2 separate regions of the Homo sapiens genome follow, and region 1 is linked to region 2. The links are chromatin loops, found by intact Hi-C in ENCODE. Cell type or tissue: PC-9. All regions are shown on one strand. Each heading gives the region's core, and the rest is flanking DNA. Links, peaks and the distances in the headings are about the cores only.

Region 1 (10,093 bases), core at 702-8,701, 94 kb after region 2:
CCCTTATTTGGATGGCATTTTTAACAAAGCCCTTTCACATTGAATCCCCATCCCTGAACTTTGCACTGAGACATACTAACTAATCAATGTCATCTGCTGACCCACCAGCACCATTTTCTATAAAATGTGTTTTTGTCACAGGCATCTTATTTTCCTCTCATCTAGTTTTGACTCTTGCTCAGCTGTAGCTCTGCCAACAGCTCCTTAGCATGCACTATGAAGGTGTATGTTGTCAAGGCTTGTCTTCATGGTGACATTGAGTACCAGACCCCATTATAAGGCCCTTACACAAGCAGAATGAATGGTGTGTTACCCCACGGGTTTTAACCATAGTACCTGAATCTTCCAACTTTTCAGTAAATAGTGAGGAGCAAGTAAGATTTGGCTCTCTATAAATGCCAACTAATAGTCAAAAAGGACAGATAGTCAGGGTCTGGAAGAACTGAACGAAATTATGTTCAAATCCTCTTGAACTAGAAGTATGCTTAAAACAGATCCTACATTCTTGAGCAGTGGTCTGTAATAAAAGTAATGGTAAAAGGTAAATCTTTTACCAGGGTGCCCAGTTGCACTATTTGTTATAAAACCGAATGTGTCTGGATGGAAAGTCATTTGCTGTGGTGGTATCAATATTACAGCTCTTGACATCTCTCTCTATGGGCTCAGTTGACCTGAAATAAGATGACCATTTCACATACTAACAGGGCATTTTTCGATGATCTGTTTGACCTTTGCCTCTGGGCTCAGCAATAAGAGGAGTAATAAGATGACATTTTTAGCAGAACAAAGGAACAAGAAACCCAAAGAATTTAAGCTTAAGGGAGCTTAAATACAACAATGAAATAGCTGTGAACATTTAGTTAATACCTGTCCCTTCCTGCAGTGCTTCTGTAGCTTGGCTGCATGTTAACATCACCTGGGAGCATTAAAAAAACCCTGTCTACCAGGTCAGACCTCAGACCAATTAAATCAGAATCCCCCAGGGAGGGACCCAATCATCAGTATCTTTTGAATGTTTTGGCCAGGCACGGTGGCTCACGCCTGTAATCCCAGCACTTTGGGAGGCCGAGGCGGGCGGATCACCTGAGGTCAGGATTTCAAGACCAGCCTGACCAACATGGAGAAACCCGTCTCTACTAAAAATACAAAATTAGCCAGGTGTGGTGGCACGTGCCTGTAATTGCAGCTACTTGGGAGGCTGAAGCAGGAGAATCGATTGAACCCAGGAAGTGGAGGTTGCGGTGAGCCGAGATCACACCACTACACTCCAGCCTGGGCAACAAGAGCGAAACTCCATCTCAAAAAAAAAAAGTTTTCTAGCTGATTCTAAGGTGAGAAACACTGTGTAAAGATACTAAGGACACACCTCTAAAGTAACGTTTGCAGACTTATCAGACAAAAGATACAGGACATCTACTTGGATTTGAATTTCAGATAAAGAATTTTTTAAATTAAGTATGTCCCTTGCAATATTTGGGTTGTACTCATACTAAAAAACTACTATCATCTGACATTCAAATTTAAATGGGTGTCTTCTATTTTATCTGGGAATCTTACACAGGACAAAACTGAAAAATCAAACAAGAGGGGTAGAAATAAAGACTCAGCAACAGGGAAATTTCACTGGGTATAGGTTCCTGTCTCAAAGAACAAGAACACCTGGAATATAACAAAAAGAAAAGTTGTGCCAGGCCAGTACCATCCTGAGGGAGAGTTCCCAGGTCACGGAGGAGGAGGGAGGACTTCAGGACTGACTTCTGGACAGACCTCCTTAGTACCTGTATTCGTGTGCCATAATAAAATATCACGGACTGGGTGGCTAAGGTGCCAGCAGGTTCAGTTTCTCCTGAGGCTTCTTTGGTTGGCTTGCAGATCGCCTCCCTCTCGTCATGTCATTTCTCCGTGTAAACAAATCCTCTGTGTGTCTGAATTTCCTTTTCTTCAAAGGACACTAACCAGATTGGATTAAGGCCCACCCATGTGACCTCATTTGACCTTAATTACCTCTTTATAAAGGCCCTATCTTCAGATACAGTCACATTCTGAGATACTCGCAGTTTTGACTCTCATATAAATTTTGAACACATTTCAGCCCTAAACAGTGTCCCTCACTGGACTGGAGTCCTGAGGGGCTATGAGGCGGTTAGGTTGGTAGGGCAGTCAAGTATTATTGTTCTGATATCGTCTTCCCAGGGCCACCCCAGCCCAGCCACCCTCACCCCATCTCCTGCCATCAGGCTGTGCAAGAGAGTGACTGTGCCCCTGAGCCACCAGGGAAGGGAAAACAGTTTTGTTTGTTTTTTGTTTGTTTTTTTAGACAGAGTCTTGCTCTGTCGCCTAGGCTGGAGTGCAGTGGCGCGATCTCGGCTCACTGCAACATCTGCCTCCCAGGTTCAAGCAATTCTCATGCCTCAGCCTCTAGAGCGACTGGAATTACAGGTACGCACCACGACGCCCGGCTAATTTTTGGTTTTTTTGTTTTTGTTTTTTAGTAGAAGCAGGGTTTCACCATGTTGCTCAGGTTGGTCTCGAACTCCTGGCCTCAAGTGATCCGCACCCCTCGGTCTCCCAAAGTGTTGGGATTACAGGTGTGAGCCACCGCGCCCGGAAAAGGGGCATTTTTTATGGAAGTTACAGAAAGGAGGGTTAGGAGGGCACATGTGGAAACTGCTTTTTTCTGGGGAGGAGAGGGGAGGGGAGGAACATCACCAAATAGGAGGATGATAAGGGTAAAATGGAAGAGCATGTTACACCAACAGGGACCACATGCAAAAGAAAGAATATTGCAAATGATACCCACTTCTCCTGAGGCTGAGGAAACTAACAAAGGGAGTAGGTAGGATACAAGAAACAAATCACGATTTCTACAGCAATGGAAGAACTGTAGACACACTCTCCACACCACTCCTACAGCTGACTTCCCCCGTTTCTTTTGTCCCTTTCAGAAAAAAACAAAAATGCCTCAAGTGTTATGAGCTTTGCTCAGGAGTTGGAGAAAAGACAGCTCTGTCTTCATTTTATTGAAGTCACGGGCTTGGTCAGTTTTCAAGAACTCGATTCACTGTCTCCGAGCAGCTGACCTGGGTTTACTGCTCTGGGGCATGAATATGCATGGCTAGGGGACCCAGATGTGCGAGGCTGCAGGGGGATTCTCAGGACATGCAGGCTCACATGCACACACGCGGGCCTGCCAGGGTTTGAGGCGCTGCCAACGGGAGGAGCAGCCGCGAGCCTGCCCTCCCGGGAGTTGTTCTACAGAGTCTTTGGCCACTGCCTACCCGGGGCTCCCCCGGGCAGGGGAGGCGCGGACGGGCGTGCAGGGCCTTCTTCCCAGACACCTGAACCACAGGTGGAGAAGAGTCTGGGGGAGGACTGGGTATTTACTTAGGGTTTTAGACGGAGGGGACAGCACATCACTCTTTCCGTTTTGTCCTATTCTGTATTTACAAAGAGCGTGTGGTCGGGCAAAGGGGCGAGCCGAACCAGCTACCAATAAAGGGAGAAATGCAGCCCCCAAGGCGCTCAACTTTCCGGGGTGGTAGAAACGTGGAGGTCCCGTGTCTGCTGCAGAGCCGTGACCCAGGCTCCCCGCGCGCCTTTGTCCCCGCACGCCGCCCACGCTCCTCTGCCCTCAAGGTCGCGGCGCAGGCGGCCGCTGTCGCTCGGGCACGACCCATTCGGCCGCCTGGCCCGCAGCCTCTCGCTGCCATTCCAACACGAATGAAAGCCTCCTTAATAAGAGTGTAAATAAAAGCCAGGCTGAGAAATGAGTTTTCCGTCCCAGCAATCACCGGCCGAACCTCAGCTGTAAATAGCCTCGGGGAGCCACCTGGGGAGTCCCGGAACCTGGGGGATCCAGGCCATCATCTCAGCAGCGCCGCCAACAGCTGGGAGCGGCTGGAACCTGGACCCGGGAGGCAGCGCCAGTCCCGCTCCGGCACTGTGGCAGGAAATCACTCGGGGCCTACACCCCCGCCCCCGCGCTGGAGGACCCTCCACCCTCGCAGTGCTACTCCTTGGGGGCCGAGTGCGGCCGACAGAATAATCTCAGTCTGCGGTGTCCTTGGGAGGGACGGCGGCCAGGCCCCCTAATTTATGGTCATCGGTGGAATGGCTTTAACATGATTTATCTGACCGCGGAGGAGATGGCAAAAGCCTCGAGAAGAATGATTGGCCGTCCAGGCTTTGTGCATTTCTGATTGGCCTTATTAATTTAGAACAGAGCCAGGGAGCAGCCTCCCGGCTGAGCCAGAAAAATCAACTTGGCAACAGCCTCCACGTAGAGTCAGTTTTGGGGCTGGCAAAGGTTTAACTTTTGCCGAAACTGAAGGAATAATGTATTGCTTTAAGCAGTCGGGGAGTTTGACAGAAGGTGCTAGCACACTGATTAAAGCAGATTTAGTCTGAAAGAGAGTGAAGATCATTTGGTTTGACTGATTCCTTTTTTTCTTCTTCGTGTTTGTACAGACCAAAGACATCAGTGTTTGGTGGGTGGAAGGGAGGAAGAGTGTTTTCTTGTTTTTATTGTTAATGTTTGACTACTGGGGGAGAAACACAACACTTATGGCTTAGAAGGGAAGAAATTTGGGGAAATCAGGAAGCAAGTAAGTATTGGAACATGCTTTTTAAAATGATACATTTCACAATCCTTGGGAAAAATATTTCTTGCCTTTTGAGTTCTCTTCATACATCATAACTAATATTTATGGAATCTATAAATTATTGGATAAGCACACCAAATACACCACACTTCACAAGGTCATTATTCTGTGTTACAGTATTAACTGTCCTTTAAATGTCACCATTGAGTGATGCAACTTTAGTCCCATGAATAAAGGACTAAATAAGAATTTTAGGGAGTTATCATATTTAATGGAAAATATTTTCATACGAATGAATGACAAATTCAGTAGGGGTGGATATGTAATTTAAATGTATATCCATTCATCATATTTATCTGTATGTGTAGGACTCAGATGTAGACATATAGCACTAGGCAACCTCCAAATATAATCCTTAACACTCTGTTCTTCAGGTGGACCAGAACAAAGCCAGAGAGAGCAAGAGAATGTGATTGCTTGAGGGAGGGGGCAGGTTGTTGTCACACATGCAGTGGCACAATCATTTCTTTTCTTTATAGTTCTAACCAGAAAAATAGACTGGGAGCAGCTGAGTACCAATTTATTTTGCTGCCTGAACCGATGAGTGGTTGCCTTAAATGTCATTGAGTTGGAAGGTTGTGCATTTCATTCGCTGCCAGGTTACAGGAAGCTTTGAAGCAGGTCTAGAAAGCCATCAGTAATTGTCTTGCCACCTATCAAGGTGGGCAAGTGCAATCCTGCCGGGTGGAATTGGCTCAGTGGGGGATGAAAGCTGCCTGTCATCGCTGACTAGTCTCATCAAATGCTGCTTGAGAAGAAACAAAGGTGGCCCATTTAGTCTCATTAAAGAGCAAAGTGGAGTGGAAGGTAAGGATTACCTCCCAGGACAACAAAAACGGATTTGGGGGTTGTTTGGGCCACAAGCCACAGCATGTGCATACAACACAGAGGTCCTTTGTCCAGTTCCCTAAATGTGTAACACTCATGTGAAGTATAGTAATAGAGGTAAGAAGAGAGTGCTGTGGAAAATCAGGGGACAGAGCATTTCAGAATCTGTAATGGTCAAAGAAGGTTTTCCATACATGCTGGGTGCTGTACTGGGTGAAGGATGAGTAAGAGTTGGCCAAGGAGAAAAGGCAAAGGTCATGCTTGCTATGGTGGAACACAGGGCATAAAGGAGAGGAGACAAGATGGAGATGACCCACACTGCCCAACCCTGTGTAATGCCAAATGAGGATCCTCAAAGTATAACTTCAAGATGTGTCTCACCTCTTTGTGAAACTACATGTTTATCAGGGACCAGAAATTTCACTCCCTAATAAAGATCAAGTCAGGTGTCTCCTCTCATTTTCTAAGAAAAAATAATGCGAAACTCTAGATGTTTCTTTAAGCACAGCTAGCCATAATGATAACAGGACAAGCCAAAATAATAAAAAAACACTAAACACTGAAATCCTAGTATAATTGTTTTAGCTTAAAGTAATCCTACTTCATTAATATGACACATGGCACAGAAACAAATCAGAATACTGCATGCAGTCTCCTCAGCTCTCCACAACTTGAACTCTGGTGGTTTTCCTCTAAGGACAGACAAGCTAGCAGTCACCAGCAACATTCCCTAGATCCGGCACAATGGTCCGGTTTTGCCCCTCTGCTTTGTCCTGCTGGGCTGCTCTTGGGACCCTGCGGGAAAGTCATCTGTCATCACAACAAAAATCAGCTCAGTTCATTTGCATTCATTTGCTCACTGGGTAGCTCCCTCCCAGGCCACCCAGTGGGTGCTTCTCTTTCTTCTTTAGCCTCCTCCTCCTCCCTCATTGTTCAAATCATTGTCGAGCATCAGAATTATGACTGGAGAACTGACTGTTGCCCTCAGTCAAAAAAAGAAAAGAAAAGAAAAGAAAAGAAAAGAAAGAAAGAAAGAAAGAAAGAAAGAAAGAAAGAAAGAAAGAAAGAAAGAAAGAAAGAAAAGAAAGAAAGAAAGAAAAACACCTCTTTTGTCTTGCTTCAGTCAACCTCATGGCTATGTGGATGTGTTTCTAGCAGCCCTACTTTTCTCTATAAAGATGTAATGCTACTAATTTTGTCTTCGAAAATGCACATTCTTTAGTCGTGGATTCTAGGCCATCATAAACAGCATTTCCAAGACCTCTATTCTCATATACTGCCTATCTTACCCGAAAGTACTTCTTCCCTTTTTGGCTGTGTTATTCAATACCTCTCTGTGCGATTTGGAATTGAGCCTTTGAGGAGGTTTTCTTGGAGGACTCACAGTACTTGTGTATGAAGGGCAGAAGCCTGGATAGCCCAGGGGCTTGCCAAGGGATTCCAGATGTGCTCATAAATAGCAGTTCTAGGTAACTCCGACAGGATGGGTGTTTTTATTCATTCATTTTGCAAACGTTACAGAAGCTCTTCCATATATTTCAAGGGTTATGGAGATGAATAAAATGAATCTACTCTAGGGAAGCAGACACCTAAATTTGTAATGCTCACATGAGATAGTACAATAATAGAGGTAAGAAGAGAATGCTGTGGAAAATCAGAGGAAAATCAGACTCTCAAAGTGTTTAAGAGTCTGCAAGGATCAAGGAATGTCTCCCACAAACGCTTATGACTGCACTGGGTCATGAAGGATGAAGGAGAGAGCTGGTTAACAGAAGGAGTGAAAGGTTGGCCATAGGTAGAAAAAAAAAGGCTTAAATGGGAGGAAAAGTAGGACAGGTGGAGAGGAGAGGCAAGAAGGAAGAGTCTGTGGGCTGAAAGAAAGAATGAACAAAATGGAAAAAATCGGCCAGGCACGGTGGCCCACACCTGTAATCCTAGCACTTTGGGAGGCCAAGGTGGGCAGATTGCCTGAGGTCAGGAGTTCAAGACCAGCCTGGCCAACCAACATGGTAAAACCCCATCTCTACTAAAAATACAAAAATTAGCCAGGTGTGGTGGTGCGTGCCTGTAATCCCAGCTACTGGAGAGGCTGAGGCAGGAGAATCACTTGAACCCAGGGAGGCAGAGGTTGCAAGTGAGCTGAGATCATGCCATTGCCCTCCAGCCTGGGTGACAGAGCAAAACTCTGCTCAAAAAAAAAAAAAAAAAAGGAAAAAATGGACATGGACAAGAGTGAAAAAAGGAGCTAGACCAGGTGTGGTGGCTCATTCCTGTAATCCCAGTGCTTTGGGAGGCTAATGTGGGAGGACTGCCTAAGGCCAGGAGTTCAAGACCTACCTAAGAAATAAAGAAAGACCCTCATCTCTACAAAAATTAAAATTAAAATTAAAAATTAAAAAAATAAAAGTAGCTAGGCTCACTCCAAGGGCAAACACTACTAATCATCTCACCACTATCTTTCTCACAAATGATGTTGACCTCCAGGAAATGAGTGACTCAGTGTTCACAATATGCTATTAAGAGCTTCAGACAGGTATGGAAGGGGGAAAATAACACCCAGGCATTGAAAAAGTTTGGAATACATTGAAATGATATTAGCTGTTATCTGTTATTATCTATGGGTAGTGGGATTATTCATGATTTTAATTCCTTCTTTTTACTTATCTATATTTTCTATTCTATGGTGAATGTGAACACTTGCAAATAAACTATTTTAATGGGCTACCAGTGATCTTTAATGAAAACACATTGTATTAGTCCGTTTTTATACTGCTATATAGAACTGCCCAAGACTGGGTAATTTATAAAGGAAAGAGGTTTAATTGACTCACAGTTCAGCATGGCTGGGGAGGCCTCAGGAAACTTAACCATGGCAGAAAGCAAAGGGGAAGCAATGCACCTTCTTCACAAGGCAGCAGGAAGGAGAATGAATGCAGGAGGAATTACCAAACACATAAAACCATCAGCTCTTGTGAGAACTCATCCACTGTCACAAGAACGGCATGGAGGAAACTGCTCCCATGATTCAATTGCCTCCACCTGTTCGCTCCCTTGACACACAGGGATTATGGGGATTACAATTCAAGATGAGATTTTGGGTGGGGACACAGCCAAACCATATCACACATTCTAATTAAAGGGTTCCTAAAGTTAAGTTCTTGATAATGACATTTGATCCACATGTGAAAAGGTAAAACTGAAAGATTAAGACTATCTTATTCAGTAGGCAGGTTTCGCAGAGATAGTGTGGGGTATGTCTCATTTCTATGTATGTAAATATTACCTCCGCCACCTTCCTCCAACCCACGAGGGCAGAAACAAACCTACAATCATCTTAGTAGCCCCTGCTCCTAGCACATTATCTGGTACAAGTAGATGCATGTTTAATAACTATTGTTTAATGAAAGAATGCATATTTGAGAAAATAGAACCCTCAAGCATAGCCCACATAAAAAAGGAGGTTCAGCATTTCCTTGCCATGTAACTAACTTACTTCATGACCTCAGAATTTGGGGGATTTGGGGGATTGTCTAGATGAAAACGAACCCCACGATAGAAAGCCTTTTGTGGGAGGCAGCTTCCGATGCGGCTCCCTGTGATCCTGCCTTCTTGTATTCACTTCTTTGTGTAAATCCCTTTCTTTTGCCTATGGACTGGACCTAGTGACTTCCTTTTTTTTTTTTTTTTTGAGACGCAGTTTCACTCTTTTTGCCCAGGCTGGAATGCAGTGGCGCAATCTCGGCTCACCACAACCTCCACCTCCCGGTTCAAGCGATTCTCCTGCCTCAGCCTCCCAAGTAGCTGGGATTAGAGGCACGTGCCGCCACACCTAGCTAATTTTGTATTTTTAGTAGAGATGGGGTTTCTCCAAGCTGGTCTCAAACTCCCGACCTCAGGCCATCTGCCTGCCTTGGCCTCCCAAAGTGCTGGGATTACAGGTGTGAGCCACCGTGCCCGGCTGTGACTTGCTTCTAAGAAACAGAATATTCAAATAGTGATGGGCAATTACTGCTAAGATTAAAACACAACAGACCTTCACTTCCATCTTGCCAGCACTCTCTCTTGCTCACATTTTCTTTCGTCCTCCTGCTTGCTTGATCTGATTAAAAACCAGCTGCCATGTTGTGAGATGCTCAACAAAGAGGCCCAGGTGACAAGGAATTGACCAGCTGCCCATGATAAACTGAATCTTGCCAGCTACCATGTGAATGAGATGACTACCCCATTGAAAGAGACCCAGCACCAGCCTGCTTGTATTCCTGTCCCTCAGAAAACTGCAAGATAACTAAGTGATAGGTAACTAAGATACCTTTCTTGCTTTTTTTTTTAAGCTATAGTCCTTTTCTAGTGTCAACTGTGCAGTTAGTTACTCAGAAAATTCACTCATCAATTTACTGTGATGTGAGGGAATCACTGGTTTGCAAACTACCTACAGGGTAATGTTTTAGATACTCTACAGCAATGTCCACTCCTGTGGATACTTCATGTAAAGGGACAGCCTCTCACAGGCCCCACTGCCTCTCATTATTGAAGGCAGCTGGCTCCTTCCTTAAACTGTAATCCTTTTTATCCTGCTTCCAGACTCAACCTTTTTATCTCAGGGG
Region 2 (10,093 bases), core at 1,496-9,495:
AATATTCTATTCCTGCACTGTAAATCAGGCAGCCAGCCTTGGCTCTGGAAAAGCTGTCTCATTTGACTGTTAGCGTGACTGTTAGTGATCACCAGTGGTTTGGCTGACATTATTAATTTCATTTCATTCTTGACCTTAGACTTTCTATCTTGATAAATCATCTTGAATTGCAAGGCTTCCAATCCTCTTCTCATATAATCTGAGGAGATTTTCCCCTTCTAAGGGCAAGAAAAAGGAGAGATTACTCAATTAAAAAAAAAAAGTTTTGTATTGTACACGGAAAATTCGTATTTTGATTACTTTCTCTCAAATGCTGTGAGGTCTGAACATTTAAAAAATTAATTAATGTATAAGTTTTAGGTAGAGGATTCTAGTTTTAGTCAGAGAACTTTACAAAAGATTTTCTGTCGTGGAATCTGCCATCTCATTTATCTTATTTAACACATGAGTATTCTTATTTTCCACATTCTGCTGATGAGGGTGGAAATTGGAACAACTCCTTTGAAAAAGAGTTTGGCAGTCTCCCTGAAGTTGAAAGTGCTGTGGTCCAGCAGTGTTACTCCTAAGTGTGTACCTAACAGAAATGCGTATGAATGTTTACCCAAAGACCAGAGCGTGCATAGCAGCACTGTTTGTAACAGCTTAAACGGGAAACTTCCATGTGCCTCCATGTGAAGAGACCACCAAACAGGCTTTGTGTGAGCAATAAAGCTGTTTATTTCACCTGGATGCAGGTGGGCTGAGTCCGAAAAGAGAGTCAGCAAAGGGAGATAGGGGTGGGGCCGTTTTATAGGATTCGGGTAGGTAAAGGAAAATTACAGTCAAAGGGGGGTTGTTCTCTGGCGGGCAGAGTGGGGGTCACAGGGTGCTCAGTAGGGGAGCTTTTGAGCCAGGATGAGCCAGGAGAAGGAATTTCACAAGACCATGTCATCAGTTAAGGCAGGAACAGGCCATTTTCACTTCTTTTGTGGTGAAATGTCATCAGTTAAGGCAGGAACCGGCCATCTGGATGTGTACGTGCAGGTCACAGGGGATATGATGGCTTATCTGAATGCCCCTGGAAAGTAGAATGGGTAAATAAATAATGAAATAATCACAGGATGGAATTAACATACAGCACGGAGAATGAGCAAGTCGCAGTTACACACAACATGGATGAATTTCGCAGACTTAATACCCAGCAAAGAGGGCATCCTGTAGGATTTCAGATGAAGCACAGAAACAGGCAAGGCCAGTCTTGAAGTTGGAATAGTGCCCCTTTGGGGCAGTGACAGTGATTGGATGGGGTGCTGATGATGGGGTGCTGGTCCCAGGATGCTGGTAATGTTCTTTCTTGATCGGGAGGCCAGCTACACAGGTGTGTTCAATTTGTGAAACTTCATCAGCTTGTATGCGTATGAGAAGAGCACTTTACCACATATAATTCACTGAAAAGTTTAAGTAGTTTCACTTTATTTAACTCCATGTATCCTTTCTTTAACTGCACATTACCCTTTGCAGGAGGGGCCATCTTTGGTGCCAATGTCTGCACTCCTGCCTCCTCTCTGCCCCACTCTCTTCTCTCCTAGGATTACCTCCAAATGCCATGCTCTCTCCCACTTCCCTGCCTTTGCTGTGGCCACACTTGCCCTAGAGCTCTTGCCTGACCAACTCTTAAGCTCCTTTGCAGATTCTCTCTGATCCTCTTCAGTGTGTGACCCACTCTGTTCCTTGGTCCCTGTGAATGGCTCCATTTCTGCCCGTAAGCCGCCCTCAGCCTCCTTCACTTGTGTGGGTCAGCTCTGAGCAGAGGGTCCTCTTTTTGTGTTCTTTGAGCCCCAAACCCCTAGTCCCTGGTACTTAGCATATGTAAGGGCTCAAATGTTAGTTGCATGAATTCCTTTGTCTGGATACCCCAAGCCCTGGGACAGTCTCCTTCTTGGCTGACACTACTCACTGGCCAGCTGACCACAAAGCAACAGGAAAAAAAAATTATCAAAAGGAGGAAGAAAATGAGGAAGCATTTTGTATTCCCTAGCAAGCAATTTTGAGTAACCTCAAAGCCCCATCTTTGTGTCCACTGGCAGGCTGGTGCTCAGCCCTCCGCTGGAGCCCTGGTCACCTTAGACTTCTCCCATAACCAGGGCTAGCTTCCCTCCCTGGGGTCTGAGTTCCCTGCTTCCGGCTACCCTTTTTTCCTTGCCCTGCTGAGGTGCTCGAAACTCTCCCTGAGCCCAGGAAGGTGGAGCTCAGGGCCATGTGATCTAGAGTGAGACAGCCTTGGGTGCAGGTTGCTCACCTACTCTAGACTTCTGGCCTCCCTCTTGCCTAGTGAGAGGCTTACTGGAAGGTTCTGGAAGGTGCCTCTTCTTCAGGCTTGTTCCCTCCTGTTATGTCTCCATTCTTCAGGGTACTCAGAGACTTTCTTTGGGATGGAGTTGTTGTATTTTTCCACAGTGCAATGCTCATCTCCCTTCTCTTCCTTTGAAACCAGTTTCTGCTCAGGACTAGAGAGGAGAGTGGCCATAGAAAGACATCCAATTCCCCTACTCAAACTCTGGTGTCCTGCCCTGACACAGTCAGTTGTTCCAGCATCCTTTCCTGAGAGGTGTCCTTGTTCCTGGCCAGATATAACCATGTTTGTAAGTTTCCTTTTTTTAGCTGCTCAGATCACTAAGTGATGAGGATATGTCGTATTCTCTTTAACAAATCTGTGCTCTTTAGAGTCCCTAAGAGTCTTGGTTACTTGCATTTGGTCTTGCTAGGGCAGAGGTTATCAAGCTTTTTCCCCCAGGTGATATTTGTGGCACACACATGAACTTGGGGTATACCTCCGCCCTCTCCCCTCATTTAGTAGCATTCTGTTATGTTTCCTTGAAGGAAAACCTCAAAATTTAGGATTAAAATGGAGGTACAAGAAGAGATCCTTTTTTTTTAATCGGAGGGTGGGCTGGTACACTTTAAATTGCATTTTAAGGCTGGGCGTGGTGGCTCATGCCTGTAATCCCAGCACTTTGGGAGGCTGAGGGGAATGGATCACCTGAGGTCTGGAGGTCAAGACCAGCCTGGCCAACATGGTGAAACCCCGTCTCTACTAAAAATACCAAAATTAGCCGGGCATGGTGGCGCACGCATGTAGTCCCAGCTACTCAGGAGGCTGAGGTGGGAGAATCACTTGAACCTGGGAGGCAGACATTGCAGTGAGCCAAGATTGCATCACTGCATTCCGGCCTGGGCAACAGAGTGAGAATCCACCTCAAATAATAATAATAATAATAATAATAATAATAATAATAATATTTGCATTTTAATATCAACTGCTAATTTATAGGTTTCTCATCTGCAGGCTTATTAAGTGAAGAGACAAAGCATTATTATTTAGGTATTCTTAGGATTGTAAAATAACATCATGGGGTTTTAAAAACCACATGCAGCCATGCACATGTGTTTTTATGGGAAGACATCTATCAATTTATAAGAAGTTAACTAAATCCAAACTACGTGGGTCCAAGATGGTTTTTATACAATATGGGCCTTACTTTTAACTTTTTCAAAAGATTGAAGGCTGTGTTATCTTATAGTTTAAATAATCACTATGTTGTGATTGTGTAGAGCAGGTCAGAATGTCCTGTATTCATTCTTTTAGCAAATACTTACTCAGCACCTTTACTATGTTGGGTGCTATGCTGGGCACTGGAGTGGAGTTAAGGTTTTAAAAATGATGGACACATGGCCGGGCATGGTGGCTCATGGCTGTAATCCCAGCACTTTGGGAGGCTGAGGCAGGTGAATCACCTGAGATTAGGAGTTCTAGACCAGCCTGGTGAAACCCTGTCTCTACTAAAAATACAAAAATTTGCTGGGCATGGTAGCGGGCGCCTGTAATCCTAGCTACTCAGGAGGCTGAGGCAGGAGAATTGCTTGAACCCAGGAGGCGGAGGTTGCAGTGAGCCAAGATCAAGCCATTGCATTACAGCCTGGGTGACAAGAGTGAAACTCTGTCTCAAAAAAAAAAAGTCAGTAAATTATTAGCAAACTAGCAAATTCCTGCCCCAACACTTTACAGACTTTGGGCTTATTGCTTATGGTAAATCCAAAGTAAAATCATTTTGAAGACTCAGGACTCCAGAATGCTGACTTGAGCAATGCTTCCAGAGGCACAGACCAGTACAAATGAAGTAATTCTAGCCAGTCATGGTCACCTGAATTCTGGGCAGGCCCTAAGAAGTTTCCAAATCACCAAGTTGTTTGGCCACTCTGCGTTTGCGGACAAAACATCTCTGCGCTGGCCTGATGGGAATCTGCGGCTTCCACATCCCCGCATTGGAGCCAGGCCCCTGCTCTGCTTGCCTCTTCTCCAGGATTTTGGCTTTCCCTAAAATTATTAGAACAAGAAGCAGTAACGCTCTTCTCAGCAGTCTTTTAAAACTTGCTTTAAACACTGGGTTCTCAAAAAACTAATTTTTAGAGGGTTTTTTTTTTCAAATGAAAGTAATCTGTGTCCAATGGTCAAAATATCCACAATTATGGATACATTAAAAAGAAAACCCTCAGATAACTTTTTTAAATATTTTGATGACTGTACATGTGTAAACATGTGTGCATATAAGACTATATAAACTTTTATGATTGCACAAAAAGATAGACTAATAACCGTAAGTGTTTTCCTCTGAAAACCAACAGGTTTTTACAAATTGTGTGCAGCCATGTATTTTAGCATCTCATTTTTCATTAAGCAACCATATGTTTGCTCTGTTTGTACCAAGTTCTTGAGAAGAGTTCCTTTAATGCCATTAACTCCATAGGGTTTGACATATGCAACAGCAGTAAGTATTGAATGTGGTGGCAAGGAGGTGGGTGGTGATTTTTTAAAAAAGAGAGAGTGGTAAAAATATATCACAGGTACACAAGGAGTACTTATAATTTCTATGGTAAGCATGATTATGACAGAAAATGAATCATGCCACCTGTGCTGTGTCAGTTAGCAACAGAGGAAGAAAAATCAGAAGGATGGAGAAATCTAAGAGTGTGGCATCAGTATCAGTGGGGGGGTGACTATGACAGTATTTCCTCAGAACTAAGACACGTCTTTGTTTTTTTTTAACATATCTGAATTTTATATTTGATTTTTGCTGCCAGCCAGGGGACAGGCATGACATGTCATCTCCTGGACATATGTGAACATCAAAAGGGCAGACACCTGCAGGGGCGGAAAAGATTTCCTCACCCATCACAAGGTCCCCCATAAGAAAAGACAAGATAAACAAGAGAAAAGCATACAAATCTATTTAATATAAGTTTTACATGACACAGGAGACTTTATGAGAAATTGAAGACCTAAAGAAATAGGTAAACTTTGTATATTTTTATGCTTAAGTTTGAGGAAGACTGGACAGTCATGGAGAAATATAATTGGATAAAGTGGGTGTGATCTAATGGGAATAAACTGGGGAGAATTTAGCAAGGCTGTTTGTTCAGATTCTTCTGTATCCCTGTGTCTTCAGAGTTAAAGATGTTTCTTTCCTCTGGATATGGGGCGGGCACCTCTGGAATGAGGATCCTGTGACCTGCTTCAGGGGAGAGGGACAAGGGGAAGTTGAGAGACTTTCCTGTTTCTGCTGTTTCCTCAAATGCCAAGGTGCCATTTTTTGGGGTAGAATGTCCTGAGTCCCAACACACCAAACTTTTGTGGGATGGGTGTCCAGCAGCTTGGAAGAACATCCTGCAGAGAAAAGTGAAGGGCTTGTTAAGCATCACTGGATCCAACTAATTGTGCGGAGGAGTTTGAGGAGGTGTGACTCAGACTTGCTTAGCCACATTCCTGAAGTGGGAGTCAGAAGTAAGCTGGCTCTAGAGGATTGCAAAGCTGGCTTAAGAACTTCTGCACCCTTAGCTTTGAGGCTTCCAGTGCTGTTGTGGATTAATTAAAAAATGCTGCGTCACCGGTGCTCTCATGAAACACACAACACTTCTGTGTGGAAAATTATGAACATACATGATTCAGAGTTGAAAAATGATGAGAGCAGTTGGATTCTAAATGTAAAAGTTTTGGAAACCTTAGCCAACCTACTTCAATTCTATATCCCTTATTAAATATATACAATAGTGATAGATAATAAAAATGTGTCTAAGTCTCAGCTCTTATGAAAAGGATAAAATTAAAATTTGAAGTGTTAAGAAAGAATTATACATATTTTAATTGGCTGCTTTTTTTCTTCCTGGAAGTAATAAAATGATGGTGCGTCTAATGGCATATATGTTTGATGAAATATCATACCCTGTTGTTATCCTGGAAGAAAGCAAGCAGTTTGTGGAAATCATGAAAGGCTCTGTGTGTGAAGGCGCCTCAGAGTGACACAATATTTAAGGCCCTTTCAAACCTGCACATCCTCAGAGGGAGAGGGTAGGTGGCCCCTGCAGTTATCAAAGCTGTTGAGGAGTTCCCAACTAACCCACAGACATCTGCCTCAACAGATCTTCTGACGCAGCCACCCAGGCAAATGGATATCAGCCAAAAAGAGCCCAAGGGTCCCTGGTTTAAAGCACCATCAAAGGGCCCACTCATCCTCCTGTTAGGAGGCAAAGCGCCTGAAATCTCCACACTTACCCTTATGTGGGAGAAGAGATTTCTTACCCATTCATGGCTGATGCCCCTATAACAAAAGACAGATTAACAAGAGAAAAGCAAACAAATTGATTTAATATAAGCTTATGTCACATAGATGTCTTCAGAAAGCCCCAAGGAAACAGGGCAAACTGTATTTTTAGGGACAGTCATACAGAAGTTTGATCAAAGGACAAAAGATCTAATGGTAATAAACTCAGGGGTAGGGGTACTTAGCAAGGCCTGTTTGTTCAGCATCATCTTGGCATCCCTGTGTGATATTTCTTTCCTCTGGGTATGGTGCAGGGCCCCTCTGGAATCGGGTCTTAATGATCTATTTTCTGGGGAAGGTGAGCTAGGTCTCATGGCTTGCTTTAGAGGAGGAGTAAGGGGAATTCTTCCTAGTTTCTATGGGCTGCTTCTCCTGTTCCCTCAAATGCCCAGGTACTGTGATTGGAGGTAGTGTGTCCTGAACATGCATCACCTTCTTAGACATGGGGTTTGTTAAGAAATGTGCTCAGGAATGTCGTTTGGATTCTTACCTGTTTGTTAATAATATATATGCATGCCACGTATCTGTATTTACACACACACACAGCCTTAGTCTGTCTGGTGCTGCTATAACAATACTACAAACTGAGTAATTTATAAAGAACAAAATTTATCACAGTTCTGGGGTCTGGGAAGCCCCAAGATCAAGACACTAGCATCTGGTAAGGGCTTTCTTGCTCTGTTTTCACATGGCAGAAGGTGGAAGGGCAAGAGAGTGAACTCACTCTCACAAGCCCTTTTCTATAGCAGCATTAATTCACGAGGGCTCTACCTTCATGGCCTAAACACCTCCCAAAAAGTCTGCCTCCCAACATTGTTGCATTAGGGGTTAAATTGCCAACACATGAATTTTAGGAGACACATTCAGACCATAACATGTTCATTTGTAAACAGATGGTTCCCAACTTACTTTTTTTTTTTAATCAGGGCAGCCTTCATTTTACAAAGCAGAATGAAAGCACCGCTACTTTTTTTTTTTTAACTTTCTGATATTGTGAAAGCAATATGCATTTGGTAGAAATCATACTTCAAATTGATTTTGAATTTTGACCTTTTTCCAGGCTAGGGATATGTGGTATGATACTCTCTTGTGATGCTGGACGGTGGCAGTGAGCCAGCAGCTCCTAGTCAGCCACCCAATCATGAGGGTAAACAACCTACACTTTACAGTGGACTGTGTTGCCAGATGATTTTGCCCAACTGTAGGCTAATGTAAGTGTTCTGAGCACATTTAAGGTAGGCCAGGCTAAGCTCTGATCAGTAGGCTAGTTGTATGAGATGCATTTTGACTTACAATATTTTCAGGTTACAATGGGTTTACTGGGATGTAACCCCACTGTAAGCAGAGGAGCATCTGTGTACGTATGTATGTCTTCTATAAAGATCTGTGCATATATGACCCAGCACTCACAAGTTCATGCACACACACATATTGTTTGATGACCTGCTTTTTTACACTTAACGCAACTCTGTGTCATTGCATATTCTCTGTAGTGTCATTGTAAGTGACACCATAGAATTCTTTTGTTTGGGTTTATGCTAGTTTATTTAATGAGTTATTCATTCAATGATTTCTTCTAGTTATTTAATGTTATAAATAATGTCAGAGACATTTTTGTGCCCATACTGTGTGTGGCTCTGTGTGTGTGAGTTCTTTTAACAAGGTTTACTGATTCAGACTTTGCTTGGTCTAAGTGCAAAGGATCACAGGCCTCTTATGGCCCCTTTACTATCTTTTGTAAAAATGTGTGTGTAGGTTAAAGGCCCAAAATATGGTTAGGATGAGGGTTATAACCATGATATTAAGCTCAGGCTCAAGATCCACCCAGTCTTGGGCGAATGACCTCGGGCTAGGTCTTAACCTCTCCAGGATGTAGTGTTCTCATTTGTAAATCAAATCGACTCCTGCTTTGTAAAATTGTTGGGGAGTAAGATCAGGTGTATGAAGTACCTGGTATGGGGCTGGCACATGGTAACCCCTAAGCCCATGTTAGTCCAGCTTGGGTAGTGGATTGTATTCATGCTGATACAATCTGAAAGTTCTGAAAGATCATAAAGGGCTTATAACAGATGGTGCTGTCCGTTGACCACTTATGCCTTTGTTCCTTAGTTTTCATGGGCGGACTAAAATAAAAAGAATAAAATAGTATGTACCCAGTAGGCATGACGAGCTTCATGGGCCTGTGACTTGTGCGGTCGCGGAGGGTGCCGTGCTTAGTTTAGTGCTCTGCTTAGTTTAATGCTCTGCTGTCCCTGTCTTGAAATTCTTGATTTTGAACACAGGCTCCCTGTTTCTGTTTTTCACCGGGCCCCACAAATGATGTAGCCAGTGTTGTCCAGAAGATTGTTAAGAGGGTGAAATTAGAACTCTCAAAGCACTGAGTGTAGTACTCAGGATATAATAGGATTCAATAATCACTAGGTGACTATAATAATTTTTTGTAAGCAGAAACAACTAAGTATATTAATAGACATTACATTATGAAAACAGCAGTGTGGGATATATAATTAATCTCATTTACAGATAAACTGAGGCCCAAGAAATTAAATAACCTGCTAAAACCACATTGCTTATGAAAGCAGAGCTTGGATTCACACCCAAATTCTTCTCACCCAAAGCACCACTGTTGACCTGACCTATTAAGTGTTAGTTCCCTTCATTCCTTCCCAGGAGAACCTCTCTGTAAAACCTCGTATTTAAGCTTCCTTGATACCCATCAGCACCCCAAGCCTTACTCCCAGCAGAATTTTCAGAGCCCCTCAAAGTGATCCAGAATTCCCACCAGACCTAGAAACTGTTGAGGCTACAGCAAATGGGAAGCACAGTTCTCCTGCTCACCCTCAGTCACCCTGTCTCATCCCATCCTGTCCTGTCCCCAAGCCTGCCCAGAATTACTTGCTCAGAGTTCCATATCTGGGCAAATATGACCAGCCTGGTGACAACTTAGCTTCCTTCCTTTGGTTCCTGAAAAACTTAGCATTGGATGACTACCATCTAACTAATACCTCCAGACCTTCATGAGAATCAGTGAGAGATCCGCCGGCATTGGGTCCTAGCAAAGTAGCTGTAAGAGATGCCTATGACCCATACACTGAGGACCTGACCATCTGCCTGGTGGCAGAGATCCCTTGCTTTCCTACACTGCCAGGCTGTGATTTGCTCTGCCCACTCTTTTCCCTGCCAGAAAAGAAAGAAGATCCATTCCACCATGCTGCTCAGAAGCAGGTAGACAGCTTCATGTGGGGAAGTTCTAGTGCAGGCCTGCTTGCAGCATGTGGCCTCTGAGTAGAGAAGTTAGTACGTGAGCATTGCGTCTCTCGGATTGCTAGATTTGAATTTTGAATGTGACAATGAGACTGTTGTTTCAAAGCAATTCCCTAAGTGGCTGTTTGCTCAAGACTTTTGTAGTGTGAACAGAGATTTGGGGGAGGGGGAGAAGCCATCTGCTCCAGAATAGT

Evidence for each region. Peaks named below come from ENCODE experiments on the same cell type or tissue, not always from the same donor. Only the 100,000 strongest peaks of a DNase experiment are listed, where the experiment ranks them.
Region 1: a loop joins it to region 2, with 14 times the contacts of the local background. A loop is called at or near these places in 12 of 110 quality-filtered maps.

The regions. Positions count from the first base shown.
Region 1 is chr12:62,625,794-62,635,886 of GRCh38, reverse strand. No RefSeq gene overlaps it. Among named protein-coding and RNA genes, the nearest start is that of MIRLET7I, 27 kb to the right of the region's middle. RefSeq lists enhancers at 5,081-5,705, 6,031-6,749. In PC-9, for the core only: no CTCF peak of the experiment used is centred there; DNase peaks (open chromatin) are centred at 3,816 and 4,076; H3K4me3 peaks cover 1,725 bases; H3K27ac peaks cover 1,662 bases.
Region 2 is chr12:62,720,823-62,730,915 of GRCh38, reverse strand. The region is part of intron 5 of PPM1H (protein phosphatase, Mg2+/Mn2+ dependent 1H); the gene reads left to right. Among named protein-coding and RNA genes, the nearest start is that of MIRLET7I, 120 kb to the right of the region's middle. RefSeq lists an enhancer at 5,318-6,517. In PC-9, for the core only: no CTCF peak of the experiment used is centred there; DNase peaks (open chromatin) are centred at 4,135, 4,925 and 5,795; H3K4me3 peaks cover 590 bases; H3K27ac peaks cover 5,684 bases.